4 separate regions of the Mus musculus genome follow, and all the other regions are linked to region 3. A link is a loop called in an ENCODE intact Hi-C map of the cell type or tissue named here. Cell type or tissue: left cerebral cortex. All regions are shown on one strand.

What was found. Hi-C counts contacts between places; a loop is a spot of excess contacts. Peaks named below come from ENCODE experiments on the same cell type or tissue, not always from the same donor. Only the 100,000 strongest peaks of a DNase experiment are listed, where the experiment ranks them.
Region 1: it touches region 3 in a loop (1.9-fold over the local background); 3 of 42 quality-filtered maps call a loop at or near these places.
Region 2: a loop joins it to region 3, with 5 times the contacts of the local background. A loop is called at or near these places in 7 of 42 quality-filtered maps.
Region 4: it touches region 3 in a loop (3-fold over the local background); 3 of 42 quality-filtered maps call a loop at or near these places.

The regions. Positions count from the first base shown.
Region 1 is chr9:40,529,490-40,534,489 of GRCm38, forward strand. It overlaps a transcript of Gramd1b not described here. Among named protein-coding and RNA genes, the nearest start is that of Gm35177, 15 kb to the right of the region's middle. In left cerebral cortex, a CTCF peak has its summit at 2,072; DNase peaks (open chromatin) are centred at 1,181, 1,649 and 1,964; H3K4me3 peaks cover 1,633 bases; H3K27ac peaks cover 598 bases.
Region 2 is chr9:40,451,817-40,456,816 of GRCm38, forward strand. It overlaps Gramd1b (GRAM domain containing 1B), which reads right to left and starts at 3,948. Exons shown (of 20, transcript NM_172768.2): 1 at 3,478-3,948. The coding sequence starts at 3,854. In left cerebral cortex, a CTCF peak has its summit at 551 (motif pointing right); DNase peaks (open chromatin) are centred at 3,007, 3,649, 3,973, 4,247 and 1 more place; H3K4me3 peaks cover 1,695 bases; H3K27ac peaks cover 694 bases.
Region 3 is chr9:40,580,938-40,585,937 of GRCm38, forward strand. No RefSeq gene overlaps it. Among named protein-coding and RNA genes, the nearest start is that of Gm48277, 26 kb to the left of the region's middle. In left cerebral cortex, a CTCF peak has its summit at 2,859 (motif pointing left); DNase peaks (open chromatin) are centred at 1,160 and 2,851; H3K4me3 peaks cover 296 bases; H3K27ac peaks cover 449 bases.
Region 4 is chr9:40,228,751-40,233,750 of GRCm38, forward strand. No RefSeq gene overlaps it. Among named protein-coding and RNA genes, the nearest start is that of Scn3b, 38 kb to the right of the region's middle. In left cerebral cortex, no CTCF peak of the experiment used is centred here; a DNase peak (open chromatin) is centred at 2,463.

The DNA.
Region 1 (5,000 bases), 51 kb before region 3:
GATGACTGCCTCCAAATCAGCAAAAGGCAACTTTAAAAAAGACCTGTGAAGCCATGGGGCTGGCCTGGATAGGATATTAGGTACACATAAGAGACATGATCTTCAAGTGAGGGACACTGGTGAGAGGCACAGTTGGAAAAGGGCGAATACATGTTCCCCTCAACCAGAGAACAAGATTAGAGTGCTCAGTGAGAATCCACAGGCCTATGCTTTGCCATCCAATCTTATAAATGCTGGGTGGGAGGTATTTTTGTATTATGATGCTTTCCAAAGAGCTTCTGTATCAGATTAGAGCCGAAGAGGGCCCTGGAGGAGGAGACAGAAATGCAGCATTTTCAATATTGAATGTCCGGAATTTACATGGAGGGGCTCTAGCTAAGATCTGCGCACACACACACACACACACACACACACACACACCCCGCCTGAAAAAGCCCCAATGCAGGAATGTGGCCTTGTTGGTGTTGACAAGAGCTAGCTCAGCCCCCTGCACCAATTTCTTTGTTTTTGCCTGGAGTGGTGGGAGGTTTGCATCTGCTGCTGTCATGAAAACATTTGCTTTTCATTTTTACAAGCCTTTAGAAAATTATTTTTTGGGGGAAAAATATCTAGGGAATCTTCCAAGCATATGTAACATGAACAGTCCTGGACCTGCAGTTGAGCTCTCTATGACAAACACAATCCGAATCACAACCTGAGTGCATGCAATCCACTCTTTGGTCCTCTGCTTCCTTGAAGGCACAGGCACCCTCTTGAGGAGCTGTGTGGAGAAAGATGTTTCTCCAGGATTGTGCTTGGCTGATGGGTTCAAATAAGCCTGGACCTTACCAACTTTATTCTACCAACAGCACCTTCTCATCTGCACAAGCCACAGTCGTACTTCTCCTGGAAGGAGTCGGGACTCCATGAATTCCTGGGTCTAAGTCAATGGACCCTTCCATTGTCAAGCCTTCCACCTCCACCCCATAAAGGAATTAGAAAAACTGAAGTGCCCCCAGTCTCAGTAGCTCCCCTTTGGTGGGTACTTTGTAGTTCTACCAAGTCTTGAACTCGAGTCGTGCTGGAGCAGTGAGTGTGAGCTGGATTGGGGTGAGGGGAGGAGGCAGGGATGGGCTCTGCCCAGAACAAGGAAAGCCAGTGTCCCCAATTTCAAAACTTTTGCCAGAAACGTAGGAAGACACAGATACAATCTCCAAGTCTTCCTTTCTCCACATGCTCTGTGCACATCTCCAACACTGAATGAAGAAAGAAGCCAGCTGGCCACCTCCGGAAGTTGATGAAGGCGACCTATCTTAGTGGTTTTCTGAAGACACCAACTCTGGGTGTTTGGACATCACAGCCGGACCACAATCCATGCTAATAGCTTTACCATGCCCTCTGGCAACTTTGAAGCTGGACTAAGAAAGCTGGGGATCGAACAATTCCGCCCCCCCCCCTCCTTCACCCAGTTCCAGAGGGCTCCCCCAACATCATCAGTCTGGCTCCCAGGTGCATGCATCCTGGGATTCCCGTAGGTTCACAAGTTCTTACCTAGGTCTGTTAGGAAAGCTGTTCATGTGGACCCCAGGGCTGGGCGCGTAGCGGTCAGCAGCGTCCGGGACACACCAGCTGCTGGCTACTGCTCAGCACATCTCCCCGTGGGCCTGGCTTTGCAAACAGGAGAGCCAGTCCCATCTGGAGCAGGGGAGCAGTAGAGCGCAGCCTTTGGACTCCCGACCAATGCGTTCGATCCAGTCGGAGATACCTCCGGTAGGTGAGCGTGGAGGCAGGTTCAGGGTCCCCCTGCGCCCTGGGACAGCTTTGGAAGCGATGAGGGCGGGGACGCGCGGCGCGAGCTAGTGGAGCTCCCCTGCCAGCGCGCTCTCGGCTCCCGCCGTCTGGGTGGCTAGGTGTTACCGCAGCGCGATCCCTCTTTCTATATATATCCACAGCCCCCTCCCAGAGCGCAGCGCGTTGGCTCAGTGTCGTCCCGGACTGCACCTAGGTGGTTTCCGCTCTCCCGCCTCTGTCCCTCTCCGCTCTTCTCCCGCTCTCTTCTCTCTCCTCCCCTTGCTCCCCCTCTGCAGGAGAAGTCTGGATTCTCCCCGTTATTGCCTTGCTCCTGACACTTAGTACTGCAGTGGAACTCCGCACAGGACCAGGCGGTTCCTTTAAAACCAACTGCTGGGTTCAAATCAGAGCATCAACTTGGTGCAGAAACCAACGCCAGAAGTGCCATTGTCCTGTGGTTAGGAGGAGATGGCAGCCTCTCTTGGAAACGGATGACAGTATTTCATGGAAAGGGTGCTACGAAGAAGCATAGCAGAAGTCCACAGGTTACCTGTGGGATCTTCAGGACAGTGTGGCACCCTGGCTGACTAGTATTAAAATCAAAGTATTGAAGCCAAGGAGTTAAGTTGAAAGCTCTCAATGAACACAATAAGAAAACGGAAGTTCAGAGAGTGTCATTGACTGCCAGGAACATACACCTAGCTGGAAAAGTCCAACCTGAGTTTTACCATTGTCGGAGGCACCCACATTCCCACCCCTGAAAAAGAATGGGCTTATCTGGGGCTAAGTGTGAATGTGACCCTGGCGGTCCCCGTGCAAAATCTGCCCTCTGGGAGCTGTCTGAACCTATATGGTTGATGGGTTAACATGGTCACTCACCAAAGCCATTTCTAATTACCTCCATCCCTTCTTCCAAGACGTCCGGGAAGGATGACAGACACCCAAGGTGAAGCGACTTCCAAGAGTGAAATGACAAGCCACTTCCGGTTCCAGGCCTTAGGACACCCAGCTAACAAGATGGGTTTCAGAAAATCTCCATTGTCCACTCGTTATTTTCCACCCGTCCCTCCACCCCTCAAGTCATCCTGACCATCCTCTAACACAAATATTGTCATATTATCCACAAAAGAGAGTACACCCCATTTGCTTCTGAAAAGTACCCCCTGGCAGCATGAGCTCATCAGCAAACCTCTCCATCTGCAGCCCTAATTTCTCTTTATTGGAAGATGCTATCTCCGGCAGAAACCTCTTGCTCACAAACATCCCTCTTGGGCAGTAACCTGAAATCCCTCAGGTCTGTGTATCTGGTTTTGATTATGATCCTATGGAAACACTAGCCAAGTTGATCTCTTTAGAGAAAGTTTGACAACTGCTCCACCATTATGGACACTGTGATAACTCACAGAATAAGGAAACCTCCCCTGAATTACACTATACACCAAGAGCCACGCCATTTTCACCTATGGCCTTTGAGATGCAGGGCACAGGATAGGAAATTGAACTCTGAGCTTCAAATGGAGGAGTTGATCTATAGGATCCCCGGATTCCTGGCTCAACTAGTTTATGGCTGTGGCTGTGGATATAGGACACACGAGGAGATCAAGACACAGGAGAACATACGTCTCACTTCTGGGAATTTAAAGGGAAATCCTCGTGAATAATATATTACTGTTAACCTCTTTCTCACCCTGCACAAGCTCCTTAACTTGGCCAAGTCTCATAGGACTCATAAGGTTAACACTGCAACGGTAGGTCATCCGGCACATGGTAAATGGAGAATACATTTTATTCCCTTCCTCCTCTTTCTTAGCTACTCAAAAGCTCTCTCCTATAGAGGTATCCCCACCTCAGCACAATCGCCCACAGTCCTGTTTATCTTCTCCTTAAGATCTTGTTTAATTTAATTTAATTCTGGTTAATTTAAATGCATATTGTTTAAACATTAATTTATTTTTAAGATTTATTTATTTATTTTATGTATATGAGTACATTGTACATATGAGTACATTGTAGCTGTGTGGATGGTTGTGAGCCTTCATGTGGCAGTTGGGAATTGAATTTAGGACCTCTGCTCGCTCATGTCAAGCCTGCTCACTCAGTCCCTGCTTGCTCTGGCCCAAAGATATATTTTTGATTATTATAAATAAGTACACTGTAGCTGTCTTCAGACACACCAGAAGAGGGTGTCAGATCTCATTACAGGTGGTGGTGAGCCACCATGTGGTTGCTGGAATTTGAACTCAGGATCTTCGGAAGAGCATTCAGTGCTCTTGCCCACTGAGCCATCTCGCCAGCCCTTAAATGCTTATTTTACACATTCTGTTTCTTGTTCAGCAAAAATAAACTAGTCACGTTATTGTTGTTGTTGTTGTTGTTGTTGTTGTTGTTGTTGTCATCGTCTTATGGTGTCGGGGTTCTGACTTAGAGCCTCGCCCATGCTAGGCAAGTACTTGTGCGCTGAGCTGTGTCTCCAGCCCTTGTTCCATACATAACAGGGAGGCAGAACACTCCTATTCTAATACACTTGCATTTATTTTATCTACATCTGAATCCCCATGTTTTACCCTGCAGACACAGCCATCACCCTAGCTGTGTTTCTCTAGGAGGTCTAAAGAGTATGGAAGTCAGCTTCCTGGTTTTTACAGCCCAGAGCAGACTTGCATGCACTGATAAAGCTAGAGAAGCAGTTGGCCCCTTGTTTCTTTGTCTTTGCAGAGTGAAATATTTTTCGACATCTGTTCTATGGAGTGTTTTTTTTTTCAGTATTAATAGATGGCACTCAAGCAAATGGTACTACAACTGATCGAGTTTGAGAAATCATGAGTTAAGTACACTTCAGCCTTCCCTGCTTTGGTGCAGGGCCTGTCTTAGAGGGCTTTGGGCTGTATAGGATTGTGGATAGAAGCATGGATAGAAGTGGCTGTGTCTCACTGAACATTATCTCATCTCCATTTCTCAGTAGCTGCAGGATATTGGACAAGCTGCTTACCCTCTTATGCTTCAGTTCTTTCAATTTTAAAATCAACACGATTATACTGGATAGAAACATGATTTGTCTCAAATCCCTTACAGCGAGCAAACACTCAAAAATTCTAGTAGTCACGGGGCTAGAGAGAGGGCTCAGCAATAGAGAGCACTCACTGCTCTTGCAAGGGACCCAGGTTGGGTTCCCAGCGCCCAGATGCCTGTTCATAACTGTTACTCCAGTCCTAGGAGACCTAACACCATCC
Region 2 (5,000 bases), 130 kb before region 3:
GGAGCTTATGGGTGCTAACTAAAGGGAATGGCTGTGTGAGAGTCTCTCTCTCTCTCTCTCTCTCTGTGTCTGTCTCTGTCTCTGTCTCTGTCTCTCTCTCTCTGTCTGTCTCTCTCTGTCTGTCTGTCTCTCTCTCTCTCTCTCTCTCTCTCTCTGTGTGTGTGTGTGTGTGTGTGTGTGTGTGTGTTTGCGCACGCTGATAAAAGGTGTTTTAAAATTAACTGTGGGGATGCATGTACACGTCTATCACTACAAAAATTGGATTAAATACTTCTTTTCATCCTGGTATTAAATATCAGGTATTAATTATCCTACAGGTCGTAGTACGTCTGCAAGTCCTCTATTGCTGATGTAGACTCTGAGCTTCAAACCCAGGAGATTGCAGGTTGTGTGGCAGCTAAATCATATTTCAATAAATCTATCTTATAAACCTCAGCTCTGGAGCTATCTCCCCCTCCCCTAAAAATTTCTCAGACTTGTGAATAAGGAGGATTTCACTTCAGAAAGAGGAAATAGACTTACTCGTTACTGGCATTTCTTCAGTGAACATCTATGGGTCACCACAAGAGGGCAGGTACCAGACAGTGAAAACACAGGATGGACAAGGGTGGGCGCATAGGCCACGGTCGTGTTGTTTTGTCTGAGTTTGGCTCTGATTTTGTATTGGTTATTTTGTGTGTAGAGGGTACAGCATCAATTAGCCAAGACTGGTCTCAAATTCACTATATAGGCAAGGATCGCCTACATTCCCAGACCAGTCTGCCCTTTTGTACATACACAGTTGGCCTTCTGTATCTCCAAGTTCTGTATCTCCAGATTCAATGGATTACAGATAGAAAGAACGCAGGAAAACTATACTGACTAGGTTTAGACTTTATTTTAGACTAGATTCCCACTAGATGTTTATTTTAGTTCAGGCTGGCCCTATGTTACCAATCATCCTGTTTCAGCCCTCCCTAGTGCACAAATTACAGACGTGCACCTCTATGCACATACAAAACAGACTTCATGTCCTTATCCTTGTTCTTTAAATAATACTGTACAGCAATCTTCAGATAGCATTTGCATGATGCTAGGTATTAGAAGTTACCTAGAGAGGATTTAAAGTGTATGAGAGCATGGGCCATCAAGATGGATCGATCAGTGGACAAAGACACTTGCTACTGAGCCTAAAGGACTTGAGTTTAAGTCCTGGAATCTGCATGGTATGAGGAGAAAATCAATTCCTGAAGGTTATCCTCTGACCTCCACACACTCACACACTCACACTCACAAACACACACACACACACACACACACACAGAGAGAGAGAGAGAGAGAAAGAGAGAGAGGGAGAGAGGGAGAGAGAGAGAGAGAAAAATGAAAAATTACATCTGTGGGAAAATATGTATGGGTTGAGCAAATAATATGCCACTTTCTATAAGCAACTTGGTGACCTCAGAGCGACCTGGACCCAACCTCCAGTCTCCATGGATACCAGAGGATGAGCCCAGCCTCCATGGATACCAGAGGATGAGCAGATGCTCATTTTCTTCCAACCCAATAAACAAGCACATAAAAGAACTGTCTTAAGTCATACTCAGGAGGTAAAATAAACTTCCTCTTTCCAATACCATCCTCCCCACTTCAACAACAACAAAAACTATCCTACCATACCTTTAAACAACTCTCAAGATCAGAACCATTTTCCTTACATTTCCTCGGTTCCACCAGCCTCCATTACCCAGCAGTGCAAGACTATCTCCATGTTGTTGTCTGTACTTGTGCCTCTTTCAGGGTCTCTCACATTTGAGGGAAAAGTACCTGAGTCACAGTTTAGTTTGAGATTAGCCCCCACCAGTCCTCACTTTCCCTTGCCCTGTCAAAAGGGAAACAGGGTGGCGTGCCTGAAGAGAAAAACCTGTTGCCCCCAAGGTCCATAGCTGGGAGAACATGTGCAGCCATTGCAATCAGGAAAGACCTCCTGCTTACCCCAGCCCAGGCCCTCAGTACCTCCACAAAGACACATCACATGCTTGTTTCTGTTGATTCTGGCCACGTTGTTCCCTAAGTCCATCATATGCACCTGACCTCATGCTCATGTCACTGTTTTCTTTTGTTTTGTTTTTTTTCCTAGCTTCATTTGTCATCATTTGAGCCCCTCTCTCCTCGGCCTTTTCCTACATCTCCAAGGTTACCTTTTCTTGTACAGTGACTACAGATGACAGAGTGTAAATCTTCCAATGGCTCCATCACTTCCGTGTGAATGAAACTCGCATGTCTCAGCTGCTTCCGTTATATGGTTAGTTGGTTCGGATTTGGCTTGGCTTGGCTTGGTTTCATTTAGGTTTGGGGTTTTTAAGAGGTCAACCTTTCCGTGTAACCTCCATGTATCTCAGACCCCAAGGATCCTCCTCCTCTTCTTCCTGAGTTCTAGGCCTACAAGCAGGTGCCACACAGCTTTATTTATTTATTTTATGTTGGAAGTGCTAGGGGCACCTGTATGCTAGGCAAACTTTTTAAAAGTGTCCTATCAAGCTTAGCTTCCACACCCCTTCATACCCTGGAGACCCCCTCAAGATCCCCACACTTGCTGGTGTCACTTTTGAGCTTTTGAGACCCACTCAATAAGTGATAATGAACGAAAGTGAAATGATAGGGTGAATGAACTCCCATTAGTTACCACCAGCAGCAATAACAGCAACACCCCGCCCCCTCTAATAGTACAGACCTCTGCTAATGGTCATACCCCGAGTCCAGAAGTAAATTGAAGAGGGGACATGGTATCCATGAGTAGCGGGGACTCCATGCCACCATGGGCAACTTCCTGAAGCAACACACACACACATTACCCTGTGAGCTTCATGCTAGTTCTTGAATGTGAACAGCAAACATCTCCCTAGCAAAACTGAAGCTGGCACGGTGATCGATCGTGAGATGTGTCCGTGATGTGGTAGAAAATGTGAATACGTCACCTCTCCATAGGCAACATGGACCTGTACCAGCAGGGTAGTGTAGGAAAAAGAAAATGACAAAAAGTGAAATGGGATTCGGAAGTCCATGTGGAGGCGTCACTTAAACTTCTGTCACTAGTCTCCCGACACCTCCACCTGTACAATGGAATCATAGCCTAATACTATCTACCTAATTTCTCCAAATTCCATCCTCAGGTGAAGCCCTCACCACAGACAGTAGTCTGCGCACAGTAAGGGCTTAAGAGATAATAAAAGATAACACTGTATTGGCCATTTTGCTGTGAGGGTCAAGAAATGAAACGCAGCATGAACCTATGTCAAACACATCAAGTAATGTAAAGTCCCTAGTTCTAGGCTGTGTGGTAGCCCTGGTGCCCTGGCAGTGCCTGAAGACGCCAAGGTGACGCGATAAGCTCCTTCTTTGATCCCGGAAGTTTCCACCAGAATGCCCTAGGGTCCTAGACCGCCCTGGGGAGGGGCGAGAGGTTCAGGGGAAGACTGCTGGAGAGAAACTGGAACCTACCTGCTTTCACTGCATTCTTTCCGCTCCCTCACCCTCAGCCACTTGCGGAGCAGGAAGCGTTTTCGGCGCGGGGACGCACTGGGTGTGGAGCAGTTGGACCACGGGGTGTCCTCGTCGCTGGAGGGCGTAATCTCAATGGACGGCAGTTGCAGGAACTCCTTGCCGGGGGCCAGGACGCCGGGTAGGTCCGGGGCTACCAACCCCGCCTCCAGGCTCTGCTCCTGCACGTTCTTCATCCGGCGCATCTTAAAGCGCCGGCGGCGAAGCGTGGGGGTGGACGAGCTGGACCACACCGCGCTGCCCTCGGGTGCGCCCTGAGGTTCTGGCACCTGCAGGGCGGGCAGCTGCAGGTTCTCCATCATGTTGGCCGCCGGCATCGGGGTCCCTGGCCGCTGCTCCGTGCCCTCCGCCTGCAGCCTGGCTCGAGGCTTCCTCTCTCGGCTCCCTACCCTGGGGCCCGTGGCACTATCCCCTCTCACGTTCAGCGGGAGGCTCGAGCCTGCCAGTAGATCAAGTTCCTTTTCCTGGAGCGCCGCGAGGAGGGGACTGAAGGGGACGCCGCCTCCTGCGGTCTAGAACTTTAAGAAGCGCGCTTCCTCGCTCAGTCCGACGAGGGAAGAGGCGACCCGGGACGCAGTGACAGTCGCCTGCCAAGCTTTGCCACCCGGCTGCCCTCCTGGGGCTCCCCTTCGCGTGCCCGTGTGTTTGTCTTCCGCTGCGCCCGCTTGCTCGCTTGCTCTCTCTGCCGGTGTCTTTGCCTTAGCGGGACTCGGCGGCCCCGGACCCCAGGGAACTGCGCAGCAAACTCTCAGTGGTTTGCGTTCAGCCGACTGCGTTGGGGAGCCGGCTTGGCGCTGCAGGAGAGTGGAGGACTGGAAGAAGAGGCGGTGGTAGGAGGGAGAGGAAAGAGAGAGAGAGAGAGAGAGAGAGCAAGGGAGACACTAGATAAAAACAAAAAAAGGTGGAGTAGGTGGAGGGGGGTGGGGGCTGAGGAGGGAGTGGGTTGCTAGCCTGAAAGGACACGCACAGGCAGCGACAGCCAGCGACAGCCTTGTAACTGTACACGGAATCCCTTGGGGAGGGACTATACCTCCGAGTCAAGGCTGCTCCAATCAGCCTAATGAAATAGGAGCACAATCCAAACTTTCTCAAGGCAACGATTGGCTAAGCAGCTCTGGTTAGCAAACTCCCTGTTTTTTTTTCCCCTGGGGGAGGGGAATCAATGGATTTAGCCCTCCCTCGCAGACCACCCAAGATACAGGGTTGAAGGAAAACTGGGTGACTTTTCAGCCAAATCTCTCTCCTAAGAAATGCGCGTTCTCCGAGTTGTTTGGAGTGCTGACCAGGAAGACAGGGCATACATAATCAGAAGGAAAATGGAAAGTTCCTGGAGGCTGCTTCCAAAATGGCAAGCTGGGAAGAAAAGACAGTTCTGTAGAATAAGCTGAGGACACCAGACACGGACACAAAGACACACGATAGGGTGGAAAGACACAGGACACACAGGACCATTAAGGGAAAGA
Region 3 (5,000 bases):
AGATGGCTCAGTGGTTAAGAGCACTGACTGCTCTTCCATAGGTCCAGAGTTCAAATTCCAGCAACCACATGATAGCTCACAACCATCTGTAATGAGATCTAATGCCCTCTTCTGGTGTGTCTGAAGACAGCTACAGTGTACTAATATATAATAAATAAATCTTTAAAAAATAATAATTATTATTATAATATAATTACATCATTCCTCCCTTTCTTTGGCTTCCCCCAAACACTCTCATATACTCCACCTTACTCTCTTTTAAATTCATGGCCTCTATTTTCATTGATTGTTAAAATATGCATGCATCTATGTATACATATGCATATATACTCCTAAATATGACCGGCTCAGTGTGTATGATGCTACTTTATGTATGTTTTCAGGGCTGACCATTGGATGTCATTGGATAACCAATTGGTGTGCTCCTCCTCCCTGGGGAAGGCTGCTTCTCCCACCCTCAGCGTTCCTCAGTTGCCTGTAGCTCTTTGTGTAGGTTGGGGTCTCGCGGGCTTTTCCCTATCCACTTGGCATGTCTACAGTTGGTGTTCTGGTTCCCCTCATCTTTGGGCTCTCCTGTTGGTGAAACTTTACGGGTATACTTTCTGACATTGCTACAGACAGCCTCGCAGCAAACTCTCCTTGGGCCACAGTCTGAAGTCTGCATGGTGTCTTCAGAAATAGGGATTTGCCTTTCCCATCTTGGGGCACAGCCAGGAGCGATGACAATAGTTTGTGTGGCTTGTGAGTCTCTTGGACAACACCATTCAAAAGCTCAAGAGAAGGCTTCCTATGTGAGGACTGGAGGTTTTATTGGGTGGTCTTTAGTTCTCAGGGGCTCATTGTCCACCCAAAGAAGAACATTTTCCTTGTATTATCTATGTATATTAATACGCAGGCTTGTGTGTGATGTTAGGTGGGGCTTTAGGGGAACAGTTAATATAATGACTCATGATTTTCTCAGACATCCTTCCTCTTATTTACTCTCTTCTTCCTCATTTATCTCCCTACCCTTCCTAATCTGAGCCCACCCCTCCCCCACCACTTCCTTGAGCAGATCACTTGTACCCTTCTTAGTCCCCGCTACTGTTCCCAACCCCCTACACTTAAACAGTTTTAAGTCCCCTTGAGCCCTTGCTGCCACCAGAAGGATTTCACTGAGAGTCCTTCCTCCTTCCTTAGTCACCTCCTGTGGTCGCTTGAATGACAATGGTTCCCCAAGGGCTCACAGGAAGTGGCACTATTAGGGGTGTGGCCTTGTTAGAGGAAGTGTGTCAATGGAGGTGGGCTTGGAGGTTTTAGATGTAGCAAGGCCCAGGAGCTCGCTCTCTCTTCCTACTCTCTTCCTCAACCTCTCCTGCTCTCTTCCCTAATCAAAATCCCCACCCGAAAGCTCCCATACACTAATTACGTACAACAACCTAAGTGCTCCTGCTCCTTCAACGCGCCAAGAGCCAGGCCCTTCACGGGCCCAGATAACCACCAGAGTACTCTGCCAACACACTGTGCTAGAGAATGCCTCGACGAACTCATTCAAATCAAAGTTTTAGAGATCGGGAGAGATGGTTTAGTCGGTAAAGTATTTAAGGATTGCATTTTCATTTTCATTTATTTTTATAATTACATTATGGCTCCAAACTCAATAACTGAAAGTAGATTCTGTGGAGCTTTTGAATGTATTCACAGATTCTCTAATGCACCTTCAAAAGAGGGCCGGACTGGGAAGATAGCTCTCTAGGAAAAGGGTCTGGTTATGTGCATAAGGGCCTGATTATGAGCCTAGAACCCAGATTTTTAAAAAGGTGGGTGTGGCTTAAAAATCCCGTGGCTGGGGAGGCAGAGGCAGGAAGATCCCTGGAGTTCACTGGCCACCTAGCAAGCCTAGCATATACAGTGAGCTCTAGAATTGTAAGGAACCCTGTCTCAAATGATAAAAGGTGGGTGAGGGGACTGATGGGGGCAGGGGAGGACAGGACAGCACCTGAAGAATGACACCCAAGGTTGACATCTGGCCTACATCTGCACCTGCTCACATGCACGTTTTAAGTTCACTTCTTTAAAAATTCCTATCTCACTTTAGTGCTCAGCAACCGCCTGCGGCTGGTGACCAGTGTCCGGGACAGTGTAGACAGCAGAAGGTTCTGCAGGACAGCACATAGCTAAACCTAAAAGGCACTTTCTCCTCCTTCTTTCTTAGCATCTCCTGCAGCCCGCTGCAGTGAAAGGCTCTTTCCACCACTGGGACTTTTATATTTAATTCTGTCAGCTCTTTCCAGTGGGCAGAACCTTTGGGGAGCCTCAAGTTCAGATCTCGGGGCAGGTATTCTGGTCCTTTCCACTCGGGAAAATGCTGGTTAGTGATGAGGGAGTTGGGGGTGGATAGAAGGTATGTAGAGGCAGCATGCTAAGACTGTAGAAGTTGACTTTTGTCGCCACCTATCACTTTAAAAACCTTAAGAACGATTCTTTTACTTGGTTTCAATCCCTAACTGGAACGATTCTGCTTGGGTTCAGTCCTCAATTGGAATCACTGAAAAGGATCCTTCAGGGATGTTTTCCAAAGGGAAAGACTGATGCTCTGCTGTGACCAATGTAATTTTTGCTTCTGCTGGCACGATACAGCGCTCCCTCCCGAAAGAGGGATGAGGTCTCCTCTGAGGACACCCACAGTGCAAAGACACGCGTGGGGAAGAGCTCTGATTACTGCCCAGTACCAGCTGCTACCTCCCTCTGCTCCTTTCCTCAGATGCTCAGGTCAGGTTCTGCTTGGGAAGATCAGTGTTTCTGTTGTCAGAAGCCCAAGCTGACCCATTTCCCTAGGCTCCCAGGGGAGGCCAAGACTCAGTGATGGCGCCATCTGCTGACTGGTTCTCGTGTTGCAGCCCTAGGCCGCTGCCTCAACATCACCTAGGAACTTGCTCAAGATGCTGGTGCTCTGACTCCACTCCAGACTTTATGAGCCGAAAGCTGAAGATGGATGATCCTGGCTGCCGCACCTCCACTAGCAATTCGGACGAGCCTAATGTTCACTAAAGCTTGGGAATCACAGACCTAGTGGATACAATACCACCATTTATCCATTCAAGTCAAGAATTAATAATAAACATTTACATAATGATACAAAAGAGAGCCGAATAGACACATAGGCGCACACACATGAGTCTACACATAAATGCACATGGAGTATACAATGGCTTGCTTCGCCTATGTCTGAGAAATAAGGGCAGGACCTTCCTTATTTTAGGCTGAAGACGGGCCCAGGACCACACACCTGGGAAACAGCTACATCAGATTTTTGCATGTCAAGGCCTGGGCATCTTCACCTTCCCATTCCCTTAACTTTGTCTAGAGGCAATCTGAGAGAAGCAATTCCTAAATCAGCATTTCCTTTTCCTCGATAACCCTAGCTTGGGCCACTAGCATGTCTTGAGTGTCTTGAGTTAAATGTTTGCAGACATGAACTGAATGCTCTAATAAACATTTTGCATTTCTCCAGGCTAGGTTGTCCTTGAGATGGGCAAATTAACAGATGAACCCCCCCCATCAAAGATCAAACTACATAAGATTGCCAGCAACTTCTTGAGAACAACTGTATTAATATCAGTCTATTATCCGTAAGTGTGACAAAGTACTTGGATAAATCAATTTCAAGGAGAAACGGTTTGTTTTGACTGCTGATGTCAGAGGTCTCTGTCCAGGGGCTCTGGACTACTTTGTTTTGGCCCTGTGGTATAGCAGAACAAATTACAAGGAAATGTGTGGTGAAGCAAAATGGCTCATCCCACAGTGAACAGAAGACAAAGGGAAGGAGAGGAAAGGTCCACACACCTACTTCCTCCAAGGAGACCTCTCCCCTAAAGTTCCCACCACCTCCCAATAACACCATCAAATTAGGACCCCACCATGGGATAATGCATCCACGTGTTCAGAGGACTGCTGACTGACTTGATAAATCTGTTTTCTTACATAACTCGGGACCTGCACTCCTCACAGTAAGCTTGGCCCTCCCACATCAACCATTAATCAAGAAAATGCCCCCACAAATGTCTAGAGGCAATCTGAGAGAAGCAATTCCTAAATCAGCAGTTCCCTCTCCTCGATGGCCCCAGCTTGGGCCACCAGCATGTGTCTTGAGTTAAATGTTTGCAGACATGACCTGAATGCTCGAATAAACATTTTGCATTTCTCCAAAGTCTGGTAATTGGAAGGTAGAAAGGAAAAGAACAGCACTCCCCGCTCCTCCCAGCAGTCAGTGCAATGGAATTCTGTTGTCATCTTCTCTAGTGCCGGTGGTACCTTGTGGATTGCTGATCCAACTCCCAACTTTTACCCACCTCCCTCTCTGGGTCAATACATCCCTTATGATCCTTACCCAAGTGCTGCCGAGTTACTCCTCAGAGGGCCTTTGCTGGTTATTACCACTCTATCCAGTGTGCCTCACTGACTGAGGTTCAAAACCTGGTTGCAACCATCCCAGCCGTAGAGGCACAAATGGATCTGAAAGGTCTGCTTGGTTGTTCAGTTGCCTCCAGTCACTTCCAAGTAATTTTGTAATTTACAGTCAAATCTACCAATCCTAAGTGGTTGTCCATCTCATACTTGTGAATCAGCACATTTGCTTTCCTTATGAAAATCCATATGAAGAACAACCTTGGACCACTTGGTGAGGTATAGTCTGAGCAAGTGTGGTGCATGGTGGGATTGGAGCGCGTTAAGGTGTTTGATCCAGGTATCCTCATTCATAGTGCAGGAAACACACCAATGATGGATCAGATCACATGCAGGGACAGCTCACATAAGAGTTTGTGGCTTCCTCTACCTGGGTCAGAGATGGGGCATAGGTTTGTGTGTCCTTTCATTTCATAGGTCCTTGCATCGAGGCAGCCAGGCTTCAACTTAAATCCCAATGTCTTTTGGTCTCCTTTATTAGAGTTGTCCCCTCCCGAGATTATATTCACAGGTCTCTCAAGGCAGTTTCATGAGTAGAAAGTCATCTCATATAC
Region 4 (5,000 bases), 350 kb before region 3:
AAGCATGTTACAGATACTTCTGAGTGCTGGTCAGAAGAAATAAAATGATTATATGCACCCATGGAAAATTACATATACTAGCAAAATACTGAAAACAGTCAACTCTCCATCAATAATATAAGTATGTGAAAAATTAGAATCATAATCTGTAGCCCAGGCTAGCCTCAAATTCATGATCCTTTGTTGTGCCTCAGCAGCAGCCTGCGGCAGGGGTGTGTGGGGGGGGATTATAGTTACGTGCACTCTCTCCATGTTAGGTTCCTTTTTTCTTAAGGAGACAGACACCACAATGAGATTATAGGAAGTTCAAAGACAGTTATTTTAGGAACGGAGCTGTTTGAATAGGATAAGTGGCATAGGAGACACTGGTTGATGACCAAGCGTCCTGTGCCCTCAGCCCCAGGCTGTAGCACCACAGAGAAGGATGAGGTGAGTGGGCAGGGGAGGCAGCCACGGGGGCTGACATTTGCCATGTTGAACCAGCACAAAGGAGAGCAAATTGGGTAGCTGAGAACTGCCAGTCAATCAAAGTCAACCTTGTTTGAACAGAAAGAAAACAGCATTGGGAAACCGCCCAATTTAAACCAAGGGATCGTTTCAAGGCTTGAAATTAGACATGAAAAAGAAAAGCATGGTTTCAGCAAAGCCCAATTAAAGCATGAAAAATCCAATTTGGATCGAATTGGCAGGCCTGTCTCAGCACTGGGGCAAGATACTTATCTGGTCCAGGCGCCACCACCCAGAGACATCCATCTCCCCCTATCTGCCTCTCCTTCTCCAGCAAACACACTCCCTGGCCTTCCCTACAACACGTATGGTCCTAGCCCGCTTGCCAATCTTTTATTCCATCCATCCGTTGTCTAATGTGCTGATTCCTTTTATCTTGACACCTGCCCTGGTCCAGTCTTGTCTTGCAGTTGGATGAGTGATTACAGCAGCTGCAACAACTTTCAGGAATCTGCTGGCTTCAAACATCTGAAATTTCCTTTCTCATTGTTCTGGAGACTCGGTGCTCCAAACTAGTTTCACTGAAGTCCAGGAGTTGGCCCAGCCTCACTCTGGGGAACTGGAAGAAAATCCATTCCTAGCTCCTTCAAGGTTGGGGAACACCTGATACCCTAGACTTGTCCCTTAACCGCTACTTGTATAAGCTTGTTTGCTATGAGTCATCTCCCTTTCCCTCTGTCTCAGGAGACCTTGGTGGCATTTAGGAACCACCTGGATAACCCCTGGTAATCTGGGTAAAATACTTAATAACCTAAATTACCATATAAGGCAGAATCCACTTTTTTCCCGCATATGGCAATGTTCACTATTTCTAGGGATTGTTTGGTTCATTGGCGAGCCCATCGACCCGTCTGTCAAGTTTTCATACCCCAGAACTAAACAAACCCTGTTGGTAGAGTGGTGGCTGAGCTGGTGGTAGCTAGCGCTCAGAGGTAAAAGCACATATGTACACATGCAGGGGCCCAGGCCCAACTCCTAACTTCTCTCTTTCTCCTGTCAAGTCTTCTAGCAAACATCACTGGTCGCATTTTTGCCAATCCCCACATTCTATGACTGTTGGAATGCCTATCTACCACCTAGTCCAAGGCAGACTAACTCTTAAAGTTTAACAAGGCTTCTAACTGGTTCCTCTGCCTCCTTCCAATTGATATGACTGGGGAGAGCATCTAAACACCACTCTCGGGTGGTCACCTCCCTGCCAATTATCCAGTGGCTTCCCATCACATTTAAGACGAAGATCTCCTGTGTCTTCCTTGTTCTTCTGTGCTTTGCTCCCCATCCTCCAGTCATGCTAGCTGCCTACTGCTCACTCGGTTCCATGCTCCTGTCTCACAACCTGGCACCTTCTCTTCTCTCTCCAGGACTCACTTCCCCAGACGTTTCCTCAGGTTGTCCTTTGATCTCAAAGTCCCTGTATAGCTGTCACTTACTCAAAGAGACCTCTTTCTGATACCTGCTTTTAAAACGTCTTGCCGGGCAGTCATGGCCCATGCCTTTAATCCCAGAACTTGGGAGGCAGAGGGAGGCGGATTTCTGAGTTCGAGGCCAGCCTGGTCTACAGAGTAACTTCCAGGATAGCCAGGGCTACACAGAGAAACCCTGTCTCAAAACAAAAACAAACAAACGAACAAACAAACAAACAAAAACGTCATCTTGCCACACGTTAATACCCAACACTGAGTTGTGTATTGTATGTCCAAATGACTTTTTCCACACTATAATATTCATTTTCTGAGAACAGGACCAATAACATTCTGTTCAACACTGGACAGAGCAGGAACATGCTAAACACTGTTGAGTGGATAAATGAATGAGTGAGTGAGTGAGTGACAGATCCTAGAGTGTGGGCGGTAAGGATTTGAAAGCAAAGCTCTTTCAGGGGACCTTCCTCCATTCTCCCAACCACAATCCCAAGTAAATATAGCTGTACTTTCTTCTCAGCTTGAACATCTCCACCTGCTCTAACGCAATGTTAGAGCTGCAGAGGCAGGGACAGCAGCCACCCCCATCTCAGCTTTCTGATCAGCCTTCTGGGGATGTGGGCAGGGTGGCCAGCAAGCAGAAAAGGCTAAAAGAACGGAGCCAATGAGTGAGTGAGTGCTGGGGGCAGGGAACCACTCTGTCATGCAAATATTAGACATTAAAACAAAAAGTGAGTGTTGTCAAATTAGGATTCTCTGTACGTTTTTAGCGGAAAAGCTGCACTTGATAGGTACCTGAGGCTGCTGGCCTTCCATGAGCCCGCATGGCGTCCAAGCTCAAACAGCATCTTACATTTTAGTCACCTCACCACCCTCCAAAGGAATATGCATTTGCTCTGTCATCAGTAAAAATCCACATGCAGAAATGTCATAATATCAATAAGCAGCTGGAATTTCAGAGACACGCATCAACTTGAATTTCAAATGAGTATTTCTATCTACTTGCATTGGTCACTTTTCCTTGCTATGACATAATGCCTGAGGAAATCAACTTAAAGGAAGTAAGAGTTATTTTGGTTCATGGTTTCAAAAGTTTCAATCCATAGCTGCTGGCTCCACTGCTAATGGACTTGCGGTGAGGCAGACCGTTGGTGATGGGAGGATGTGACAATGGAGGTTGCTCACCTCATACCAGAAGGGAACCTCAGAGAGTGACAGGTCAGGGAAGGAGATACAATCTTTAAAGGAATGTCCTTAGTGACCTATTAGGCTCCACCTCCTAGTTTCTACCATGTCCCAATAATGCTATCACATTATGAATCTATCAATTATAAATCCATTGAGTAGCTCAGAGCCCTCACTAATCATTTTCCCAAACCCCACTTTTGATCATTGTATTAAGGACAAAGACATCAACACATAATGTTCTGAGGGGTCATTCCATGCCTAAACCATAACAGGATTCTTCATGAGTACCTTACTGGGCATCTGTTTCCTTATCCATAGAATCAGGATAAACTAAGCACATGTCTGTAGTCCTGTCCCTCAGTCAAGGCCAAATGACAAAACTGTCTCAAAACACTGAATGTCTGCTGTTGCCCAGTAATACAGTGCTGTTCTAGCATGAGGGAAGCCCTAGGTTCAATCCCTAGTATGGCTAAGTAAATATAGTGATAATGATTATATCTTAAGAATATAACAACTAAATGTTCTAGCCCACCACAGGACAGGACTATCATAAATATCCTCTTGGCATTTTTTCTGTTTTATTGGGTTCTTATACCTCTATCTCCCTTCTAGCCACCCTCCCTCCCAACTCTTGGTAGGAAAAAAAGAAGGTTAGATATTGTTCAGTCAATAAAATAGACTGATCTGGGGCATTGAGTTCCTTTGGGGCAAGTCCAATCTTTGCAGTCAGGGTACCTCCAACTTCCTCTTGTCAAACCATAACAAACAGCAATGGGGAGAAGCAGCGTTTATGGAGTGCCCCGGCTCTCTTGGGACTCTGGCATTTATACCCTTTCCAGAGTCCCCAGAATTAAACTACCTACAATTGGCAATTATCATGCCCTAACTAGTGCATGAGGCAAATCACAATCACCTACTGTGAAGCAGCCTCTTATCCCACACTGAGGATTGAAACCAAAACATATTCCCATAACATGACCGGAATTTTAAAGAAGCCAATATTCTCACTACAACATCCTTAGTCAACTTTTAAATGGAATGGGGAGGGCACAGAGGTGAGAGCGATGACTGACAGCTACCACATTCACTCTGCAGCAGGTCTGGCACTGCAGTATGATCAATCTGTCTCAGAAGTTTTGGGATGAGATAACAACAGCAGCAACGACTTGCACTTTGTGGGGAAGGGAATTGAGCCTAGAAGGACTTGTTGATTCAACCAGAATCACACAGTTAGTCTGCGGCAAAACCAGAGCTGGGACCCTGATCCCAGACTCCTGGGATCTTGATGCACAGCTGGTTCTAGGTGATTCTGACAGTCTCGTTGCTTTTAAGACCTCACACTTCTTCCATAGCTCCAGGACAGCTGTATAACACACTCCTCTAGGGAGACACTCCCCTAGCAGGGAGCAGACCTGGTTAATTCTCTGAGTCTCACTACTCAGTCCAACGGATTTAATCACAGGTGCCACTGCAGAAAGGGTTAATCTAAGCACCAGTGGATGTTGGTGGTCTTATTTCCCACCCTTATGCTTTGGGGTGGTGTGGGTTAGTGTTACCAAAAGAAATTATCAATTTTTGTTCATCAAAAGTACAAATATCAGGAATAGAAAGATGGCTCAGCAGTTAGAGCTGAATGCTCTGCCAGAGGTCCTGAGTTCAATTCCCAGCAACCACAGGATGGCTCACAACCATCTGTAATGGGATCTGATGACGTCTTCTGATGTGTCTGAAGAAAGCAATAGTGTACTCATATACATAAAATAAATAAGTCCTTTTTTTAAAAGTGCGAATATCAGCAGTTACATTTAAGAGTTCAGCCTTAGTAACAGTGATTTTGTGAAAAGCAAGAATAATATCTAACTTTCAGTTAATGCCTCTATGTGC